2 separate regions of the Homo sapiens genome follow, and region 1 is linked to region 2. A link is a loop called in an ENCODE intact Hi-C map of the cell type or tissue named here. Cell type or tissue: B cell. All regions are shown on one strand. Each heading gives the region's core, and the rest is flanking DNA. Links, peaks and the distances in the headings are about the cores only. Region 1 holds the start of LOC102723561 (a long non-coding RNA gene). Region 2 has its middle 360 kb from the start of LINC02146.

The links. Peaks named below come from ENCODE experiments on the same cell type or tissue, not always from the same donor. Only the 100,000 strongest peaks of a DNase experiment are listed, where the experiment ranks them.
Region 1: it touches region 2 in a loop (17-fold over the local background); 3 of 110 quality-filtered maps call a loop at or near these places.

What each region holds. Positions count from the first base shown.
Region 1 is chr5:21,175,734-21,181,128 of GRCh38, forward strand. LOC102723561 (a long non-coding RNA gene) reads right to left here and starts at 623. Exons shown (of 4, transcript XR_001742404.1): 1 at 537-623. In B cell, for the core only: no CTCF peak of the experiment used is centred there; no DNase peak of the experiment used is centred there.
Region 2 is chr5:20,969,688-20,975,082 of GRCh38, forward strand. No RefSeq gene overlaps it. Among named protein-coding and RNA genes, the nearest start is that of LINC02146, 360 kb to the left of the region's middle. In B cell, for the core only: a CTCF peak has its summit at 2,890 (motif pointing right); a DNase peak (open chromatin) is centred at 2,984; H3K4me3 peaks cover 833 bases.

The sequences.
Region 1 (5,395 bases), core at 57-5,056, 210 kb after region 2:
CTCACAGTCTCATCGTTTTGAAAACACCAGAAGCCAGAATTTACGGCAATCACAGCCACTGGAATCTAAAGGGAAAAATTCCAGAAAGGAGAGAGCCAGGGAAGTGGATCTATGAATTCCGTGTATGAATTCTGCCCAAATATATAGCTCACTCCTGAACCAGAAAAGCATGGGGCCAACTTCCCACAGGCCTTCTCATAGGTCCGCCAAAGCTAAAAAAAAAGGATGAAAATTTGATCTGCCACCTACTTCAGAAAATAAGAGTTTTATTATTTGATTAACTGTCAAATCAATTGCCTGCTAAAATGAAATAGAAAAATATTAGCATTCTTAAGAGAAATAGAAGATAACCCATATTCTCCCTATCATAACATTCAAAATGTCCAGAATCCAATTCAAAATTATGAAATGTATCAAGAAATAGGAAAGCATGATCCATTTGCAAGAGAAAAAAATAATCAATACAGACAAAATTCTAGATGACATATATTGGCATTAGAACATAAAGACCTCAAAATATTATTTTAGCTACTCACCAGGCAAAATTCTTCCTCTTCTATCAAAATCAAGTTTTCAGGCTGAGCAGAAGATTCAGAGAAAAGAATTTCCACCCAAGCATATTTTGTGTTGAAAGGGAAAAAAAACTGTATAACTTCATTGGGCAAATCATCCAGTTTTCTTACAATAAGACTTAATGTCTTGTTGATAGCCACCTACTCTCTGAATACCAAGCAGCAATAGGAACATTTCAAAATTTCGTTTTGCAACCTGATTTTCACATAGATTCAATTTCGCTTAAAATCCAAAAATCTCATTATATTATAAAAATGTTTCTCCAGAGTCTTACAGATGCTTGTTCCACTGTATCATATGATGGTAAATGTCTGTTATGTGGGCTAAATTCTGCAGCCATTTTTTTTTTAATCATCAAAGCACTCAGCAAAATGTGGCTTATTTTTTCTTGTATGTATTCACGCATTTCAACTTTCAGCTGAACACCCTGTGAAAAACAGATCCTTTGGTAACCTATTGGATTTCTACATGTACAGGAGGTTTCTCTCAAACATTCAGGCATTTTTTTTTCCTCAAAAATTCTCAGGTGTACTTGTTTTTCTTTAATAATATACATATGACTTTTTGTAGCATTATCTATATTTTTTTCATTTAATCTCCAATGTCTTTGGCACAAGTGCCTCTCGACAAAGCATTCAGTTTGTTGGGAAGATGCAGGATTTGCTTGATTCTACAAGAAGCATAATCCTCCTTAGACCCAGTGGTTGGTAATGCACTGTCAGTACAGAAGCCAACACAGTACCTCCAAGAATGAATTTTGTTTTCAGCTATGAATAAAAATCTAAGTATAATTTTGTCTTGTGCTTGTTGTGCCCAGCTCTTTGTAACAAGAAAGCATATTTTTTAACATTCATCATTATTTAAAAATTATTTGAGTGCTTAGCTTGACATGTTTTATGGAATTTGGTGTTTGCTTTGAATGGTTGTGTACCTTCAAAATACATGTTGAAACTTAGTCCTTAATGCAACAGAATTTAGAGGTGAGGATTTTAATAGGTAATTGGATCATGAGGATTCTGCTCTTATGAATGGAATTAGCACCCCGATAAAAAGACCTGAGGCAGTCTTTGCACCTTTATCCATTTTGCTTTTCTACCACATAAGAATACAGCTTTATGCCCTTCATCCACATGTGGATGTAGCTACAAGACACCATCAATGAGGAATGGTGCCCTCGCCAGACACTAAACCTGCCAGCATCTTGATCTTGAACTTCCCAGGTTCCAGAATTAGGAGAAATAAATTTCTATTATGTATAAATTACTCTATCTAAGGTATTTTGTAATGGATGTAATAAATGGAGTAAGACGTTTGGGTTTGTTCTTTGCTTTTTTCCTGTGTATTATAAAACATCTTCATAGGATGTAACTTATCATCAATACTTCAATATGTAGTACTATTTGAGAGTAAAACTCTTCATTTTCTCACACTGCATCTTTTGCTAGCATTTTAGTTGCTACACATGCAAAATTATTAGATTCTCACAAATTATGAATTTTATATTTCAGATGATAATTTTTATTGTTACTAAATGACTTTTTTCCTTATCATTTGCACTGAATAGAAGTTTGTAAACAAAGGTTTTATTTTGTTCACTTTGAGAGTCCAATATCTCCATCATTTCTCAACTGGTTATGAAACATAGTTTAGAGAATTTTAATTTTTCTGCAGCCATTGCCATATTTACATGTTATTTCTTAATGGACTTCAATAACATGTATTACCAGCACATATAAAAGTCATTGATAAATAGCTTTCATTGTAAAGACTAACTTTTTTGCAGTCTCTTGTTCATGGGGTTAGTTAATAACTTAGAGGTGCTCTTCATCATGAAGAACCTCAGAATTTTCTATAGACCTAGGCAAATAATTGTTTCCTCTAATACCTGCATTTAAAAATGGCCAAGTTATATTTTCAGACATGTTTGCAAGATGAAAATACTTACAAAATGTAAAATTAAGGGCCAAATAAATAGCAAAATGGAAAAAATTAAAATATTATAAAAACTTTCCAATGCAATGCACCCTTGATCTATACAAGTCATTGAATTGAAATGTTTCAAACAACAGAAAACCAGTGGGAAATGGCTGGTATTGGGAAGAGAGAAGACAAGTCTCAGTGTGTAAAAATTCCTTCCTTCTAAATAAAATTATCTTCCAATTTTCTGTTACATTAATAAAACTCTTTGGCCCTTGTAAGTTAGTGAGTGGTAGATGTGGAGAGATTAGAAGAGAGAATCCCTGAGGCAGAGGCTGCCCCCTTCTGCTATAGACAACACAACTTTCAGAAACTGAGACTATATTCAACCAAAGCAACACAGTCTTACAATAAATTGTCCTATGGGGATATAATATCTTTAATGAAATTGCTAATATGGTTGCTTGGTATCTCTCCATCATTATTCCTATTTTTAACTTAGTACAGCCATGCCATCTGTCTTTACTGTTCAAGTTCCTGTTCTCTTCTCACATCTTCAGAGTCTTACTTGTTCCAAATGTCCTCTCAAAACATGTTCAATGAACACAGCTCCTTTCCTGAGAAGAATTCTGAGGTCAGTTTTTGAAGTAATGTAAGTTTCCCCTCCCTCCCTTACACAGGTTTCATGGACTTCTCTGTAATAAGGAGTTCGATCAGGGAATAGAAGGCCTAATACTGGTATGAGGAGCAAATTTGCTGTTGAGAAAGCCAGATTTCAAATCTCCTTGAATTTAAGTTATGTGCCAAATATTAATGGTTATTCCTCATTTCATGGAACCAACTCAGGCTTTTCTTCTCTAAAATATAAAACTGAAGAAGTACAGGTTGAAAGGAAGCATGTGTTCATATATGAGTAGAGTTACTATTTAGAATTATCTGAATCAGAATATTAAAAGGCATGCTAATATGTAGTACAAATAACAGGTAGCTAATGTAGCTAATGTATCTGTTTACTACACATAAAAATTACATGGCTGGGAGCGGTGGCTCACACCTGTAATCCCAGCACTTTGGGAGGCCAAAGCGGGCAGATCACCGGAGGTTAGGAGTTGAAGACCAGCCTGGCCAACACGGTGAAACCACTCTCTACTAAAAATATAAAAATTAGCCAGGCAGGGTAGTGTGCACCTGTAGTCCCAGCTACTCAGGAGGCTGAGGCAGTAGAATCCCTTGAACCCAGGAGGAGGAGGTTTCAGTGAGCTAAGATCGCACCACTGCACTCCAGCCTGGGTGACAGAGCTAGACTCCATCTCAAAAAAATTTTACATGTTTTCTATATTTTAATATATGTACAATGTGCATATATGAGCATATTTATATGTACAGAGCTAGAGAGACAGAACAGAGGGTGAAGAGATGTACTAATTTTCTATTGCTGTGACAAATCACTGCAAATTTAATGGCTTAAAACAACTAAATTTATTGTCTTATAAGTTTATTATCTTATAGTTCTTCAGGTCAGAAATCTGAAATCTCACTGAGCTAAAATCAGCAGGGCTGCATTCCCTTTGGAGACTCTAGGGATGAATCCATTTCCTTGCCTTTTCCAGCTTCTAGAAGCTGTCCATCTTCCTTAGTCTATGGCCCTATCCTCCATCTTCAAAGCCAGCAATGGAGGGTTAAGTCCTGACATCATATTACTCTGAAACTGTTTTGTCATCTTACCTCTTTTTCTGACTTTCCTCTTCTGCTTAGCCATCCCATTTTTAAGGACCTTTATAATTACAGTTGACCCTTGAACCACAGGTTTGAACTATGTGGATCTACTTATATATGAATTTTCTTCCACCTCTGTCACCCCTGAGACAGCAAGACCAACCCCTCCTCTTCCTCGTTTGCCTCAGCCTACTCAGCTAAAGGTGACAGGAGAAAGAACTGTATGATGGTCCACTTAATAAATAGTAAATATATTTCCTCTTTCTTTATGATTTTCTTGATATCGTTTTCTTCTCCAGCTTACTTTATTGTGAGAATACAGCATAGAATATGTGTAATATACAAACTACGTGTTAATCAACTATTTACGTTATTGGTAAGACTTCTGGTGAACAGTAGGCTATTAGTAGCTAAGTCTTTGGGAAGTCAAATGTTACAGTGAATTTTTGGCTGCATGGGAATCAACTGAAAATATATGTACAGTTGACTCTTGCACAGTGAGAAGATTAGAGACAGGAAATCCATGATATCTCTCTACCTTAAGAACAACTGATAAGCAAACTCATTCTATCTGCAAATTTAATTTCTCCTTGCCATGTAACCCAGCATATTTACACATTTTGGGGATTAGGACATGGGTATCCTTGGGGGAATCAGCATTCAGCCTAACACAGTATATACTCTACATTTGGGGAAGTGGGTTTTCTATAAATGCTTTCTTGTTAAAGTTCCAAGAACATAGGGAGATTGCTGTTGTATAATCTTCTACAGAATGTACAAGTTTTTCTTAATTCAGGTAAATATTGTCCTAAATATTAAGAACTATAGAGAATGTCAATTTATTGAAAGGGCAATTATGAGATGACATATTTGTAAAGCTCATACCAAGTTTACTGGACTACTGTATATTTATGAAGGCATTGTTAAACTGTAAAAAATTAAATCTCTTCTACACCCCTTCATCTAAATTTTCAAGTCATATGCATATACATATTTCCAAATACTACACACCTATATGTATGTGCATGAATAAAAACATATATACACATACGCTTCTATACATATACAGAAAATATTTTTTATTTTATATATACACGTATGTATATAGCACATGTGTACATTTGTGTGTGTATATATATATACACACCTATATACACACACATATATATATATAAAGAGAGAGAGAGTC
Region 2 (5,395 bases), core at 298-5,297:
TCCATTTAACATATAATAAAAATAGTTTTCAATAATGGTTTTTGAACAGTTAAAGCTATTTTTACGGGGGCTTAAACTACATTACTCACATAGCATGCAGGAAAACAAAAAGATTTTAAAAATTGTTCTAGAAAGTTACAATAATGACATTTTCCTAGCCCTTTTCTACCACTAAATTCCAATCCTATCTCTTCACAGCCTCTCATCTATTTAAAACTGAAGTGGTTTCACTTGTCCCCTGAATTACGAGAGCCTCTTATTTAGGTACAGTTGATAGCTCCAGGTGTCATTTCATCTATTGCTGTACAATTTAGTTTTAGATGTGATCAAATTAAGTACTTGATTCCAGTTTGTCCTACACATTAACAAATTACTGGACATGGAATGTTACTATGGGACAACTAAAAAGAACATTGTTATATTTGCTCATTCTCACAATCATGATGTTTCCACTGAACTCTGATATGTATCACCCAACGTATATCCCTTCATGGTCTCCTTAGGTAGAAAGGATTTCTAGATCCTAAATGCAGGAATTTGCTTTGGCAACATTGTTTTTCTATTATGTTTATTAAATCTAAAATTCAATAAGTCAAATAAATGATTTATAATGGGAAACTGATTTAAATGGTTATAATTAATGTAAAAGTAACTTTAGAGATACTATTGATCCAATAATGTCAAATGCCAGCTGAAATTTGTGACTTGACCTTATGCCCATTTTGAAATTATGACTATAAATCAGCTGAACTTTTCTCAGGTCAATCGTGCTTTTAAAACATTTATATCTACTATTAATATGTGTTGGGTACCAATGATAAACAAAATATTATAGGAAAGCTAAACTTATAAATAATAACCATTTGATTATGAAGTCACATAAAACAGACTGCAATATAGCTGTTAGCTAATATCTGTAAATTGTTATTTTGATCTAAGTAGAATGTTTGGTGCATTTAACCAACACTATGACTCAGTAAGGTACATACCAGGACAATTTCTTAATTATAAAAGGGTCAAAAGGGATTGATCAAGGCCTTAGAGACAGGACTTTGCAATCAATGGAAGGCAAGTTTATGTCACTACATACAGGTTTATTATCACCGAAAATTCTGAGTGTAAATTTTATAATACTTTGCTTCTTACACTTAATCTATCTAATAGCCAACGAGCCTTTGGCTTTGGTTTGTTTGGGGTTTTAATATAAAAGAAACACATGTTCCTCATGGAAATATTTGAAAAGTGTGAAATAGCATGAACTAATCAAAGAAAGAAAACATATATAATCTCAACAACTTATTTAATTTTCTTAGTGTTTTTCCACACATTTTGTGATAATCAGATCTATACACACAATCTGTCACACTGAATGTCAAACGTTTTGCTTAATATTAAACCAGTGACTATGATTTTTGATATATAGACTGAATCTATGTGAATCTTGGAGATCTATATACATATATTGGTATTTATTTTTTTATTGCTGTAATAGTTTTATACTGTTTCAAAAATTATAAATTGTAATTAAAAATAAAATAATAAGCAGTTATATAGTAAAAAGTTATGATTTCAGTTGCTCTTTAAATAGCCAACCATTTTAATAGGTCAATATGAATTATTTCAAACCTTATTCAATAAACTTACATATGCATACTTTTTATTACACCAACACACTTTGTCTTACTCAATGTGCCATTTTCATTCTCTTCTTCATTGACTTCTTTCCTTGTTTGTTAATACATTGGCCTAAATGACTATATTCATAGTATTTCAGAGCATGTTATGTAATTTGATTTAACAAATACCTGCTTGATACATCTTTAGATTCTCTTTTATTTTTAGATATTTCAAAGCATGAATGTTGTGCCTATATTCTTGTTCACATTTGTGAATGATTATTTGGAAAATATTTTAAAAAGTAGAATGGCTGAATCAAATAATAGTCATTCTTCAAATTTTGCTCTCAAATTTCTGTACTATTCTAATTCTAAATAGGTATATGTTCAATCTCATTTCTCCATAAGCTGTCAGCAAACTCTATATTATATATAAAAAACTGAGCATCAAAAATGATATCTTAAAATGTTGTTGATTTTTTTCTCTTATTATCAAAGTAATTGAACATCTGTATATCTTCATCAACCAGCTAGGCTTTCTCTTTTCTTATGGCCAAGGACTCAGGATTCTTTGCCTAAAGTTACAACTATTCACCTATCACAGAAATATGTACACACATGCGCACACACACACAGCACACTATTATGACCCAGTCTTTCCCTTTGTATTTATTTTTATGAAGACTTTTAGAAAACAGAGTTCTTTTTTCTTTTTTTTTTGAAATGGAGTCTCACTCTGTCACCCAGGCTGGAGTGCAGTGGCACGATCTTGGCCCACTGCAACCTCCGCCTCCCAGGTTCAAGTGAGTCTCCTGAATAGGTGAGATTACGGGTGTGCGCCACCACACTCGGCTAATTTTTGTATTTTCAGTAGAGACAGGGTTTTGCCATGTTGGCCGGGCTGGTCTCGAACTCCTGACCTTAGGTGATCTATCCGCCTCAGCTTCTCAAAGTGCTTGGATTACAGGCATGAGCCACTGCCCCTGGACTTTAGTTGTATAAGAATAAAAATCTATGACTTTTCTTTGATTGCTTCTATATTTACATATTGCTTTATTAACTGTTGCTCATCACCAACTTTTGAAAAAGAATTCCAAATTTTTACATGCGAAATAATTTCAAACATACACTAACCTGTAAGGATAGTTCAGAAACATTAAAAACGAACTCTACAGTAGACACTTTTTTCTTAGCTGTATGAATTGAGGTTAGCCTTTGCCAATAGAGGGTGCTGGAAAGACATTGCAAACCAGAGCAAGAGAAAAGCATTTTCTTTTTTTCCTTCCTTCTTCCGGTAGGCTATTTGTCTGCCCAGTGGCCAGCGGCTCAGCTGGGAGGGGTGAGAGCACTGGTGGCATTCTCTGCAGTTGCCCTGGCAGATGCACTGTGAATGGCACTAACAGGGTTCTCCATCAGTCAACAGTGGGCAGCTCCTGCAAACCTGCGTGGCTTGTCTCAGTGGGGACGTTTCCTACAGACCAGCTGTGGCTTGTCTCAGTAGAGACATTTCCTACAGACCAGCTGTGGCTTGCACTTGCCAGCATGTTTCATCATCCCAAGCAGGCTGCTTGTGTCTTTGGCCACCATTCTTCTCCGAGGTTTGAAGTTTCGTTTAGAGTTTGTGCCCTTCCTTCGAATTTCTGATTCTATCCTTGTTCATGCTCCTTCAGCCTTAGAAGTAGCAGCTATCTTCTGAAAGAGATCTTTCTTCTCCTTTAAGCTCTTTGTTAACATTTCTCTAGATGCAATTTATTGAAAATAAAGATTTTCTGTTTACTCATGGTTTTGGTGTCCTGGCATTACCTCGGGTGATAAATTTAGTTTTTGTTTTAGTTTAAGTTTCATTTTGTATTGTGTTGTTTTCCTTATTTCTTCATATTTTTCCCTGGTTTGAAGATGTTTTTCCTCAAAGTAGTGAAAAACATTTATCCAGCAGCGATTATTGAGTGGCCAAATCTTTTCTCATTGATTTGAAAGGACACTGTTTTCAGTTAAATATCTCAATACTTGATTTTTATTCTGCTAAATTGGTTTCACTTCAATGCTGCTTCAATTACCTTCTTTTAACTTTACATGTCAATGCATTTTGAAGCAAATTAATGCGTAATACCTTTTCCTCCATTAGAAGAAAGTTGACCTTGAGTTTTCCAGGGAAATTATTTCACTGTCTTTTAATTTTTATAAAGTAATTCCATTCTTTTTAACTTCTTGTTAAACAAATGTTTTCAATCTCTATTTTTCCAGTATACTAAGTATTTTATGTTTTCATGTTCATTATTGAATTGCAAAGACAAACTGGGAAAACAGTACTGCATCAACAAAACTTTTTAGAAGATCTTCATTTTATTCTTAAAAATTGCCTATATTATTCATTTCCCAGTTTCCCATTCCAGAAAAGAGATATTCTGGCTACTGATTTGTCTGTAGTTATTCTTTCTCTATCACCTCAAGGGGGGATTGTGAAAGTTAGTCTGCATCATCCACACAGGCATAACACCCTCTCCTCAGTAGAGCTCAGTACAATGGAATCTTACTGAGTTTCCTCTAAAAGGCACTTCTTTAGTTTATTGGGCATTTCCTCTTGGAGTGCATTGGTAAATTTCAACAAAATATTTAGTTATTCTCAAAATAATGAACAATAGTAGTCTGATCACAGTTATTTTGAAAGTCTTTTTAAGAAATTGTGGCATTTTTTCAAATGGTGTATTAGCCTAATTTAAGGCTTTATTTAGATTATATTTCTTAATCAGATCATTTCTCATTTACTTCCAGCTGGACACATTTGTTAGTATTATAGATCTACTTCCTAAACCCATGAAGGTAGTTTCATAAAACTGAAATATTTCGAAGGGGAACAGAATACGTTCCTTAGTAGGTAACCGTTTTTATGGGTACTAATGCATTATTTGAGCAATTAGAGACGGTTTGAGTCTGTTGTCCTCTATGGATGCAAACTTTGCAACTAACAATTCTTGTACTCAAAGGAGGCCAAACAAGTTAAAACACTGTACATCTTTCAAAAGAAATGAGTCTCAAAATGTATTGTGAACAATTATCATAACATAGCTGCCCAGCATCTGAAACACTCCTTTATATTGCTGAATTTCTACCATAAAAGGATTGATGTGGCTCATCTCAGACCACAGAAGAAAATACGATAATTTAGTAGATTTTATTAATGTTTTCAATTATCCACTGCCTTCACTATGAAAAGATTTGCATCTCTTTCTATTGTCAAGCTGTTTTAAGTGTCTCTCTGTTGAATGAGTTTAATTTCCTGCCCCATTAACATCATGCTTGGCTTTGTAACTTGATATCATCAATGAAATGTGAGCAGAAGTGACTGCATGCAAGGCCAGAGCCAAAGATTTCACAGATAACACATCATTCTATTCTTTCACCCTAGGCCTTGAATTGTGAACAGATAAGAAAGGAAACCTCAGTTAACACAAAATTGACATATAAAGTATGTAAGAATATATTATTTTTCAAAGTGAAGGAGCTATAGTTGCTGCAGCATAATCTGAAAGAAGCTATCTAATACACTTACTGTCCCACCTAAGGCATGGACATGTTTCATGACTTCAACCCATCAGATGCACTGATTCCATATTATGAGCTAGAAGCTAGTGATAAAGATACAAAGCAGAGAATACGTTCTGTTATCAGTGGCAGCTAGGTTAGTCATGTGCATTCTCCAGGAGAAAAAGTATCTGTTGATTGATGCTGGCAACGAAGCAATAGCGCAAGCTGTCCTGTAAATAAATAACTAGATGCAG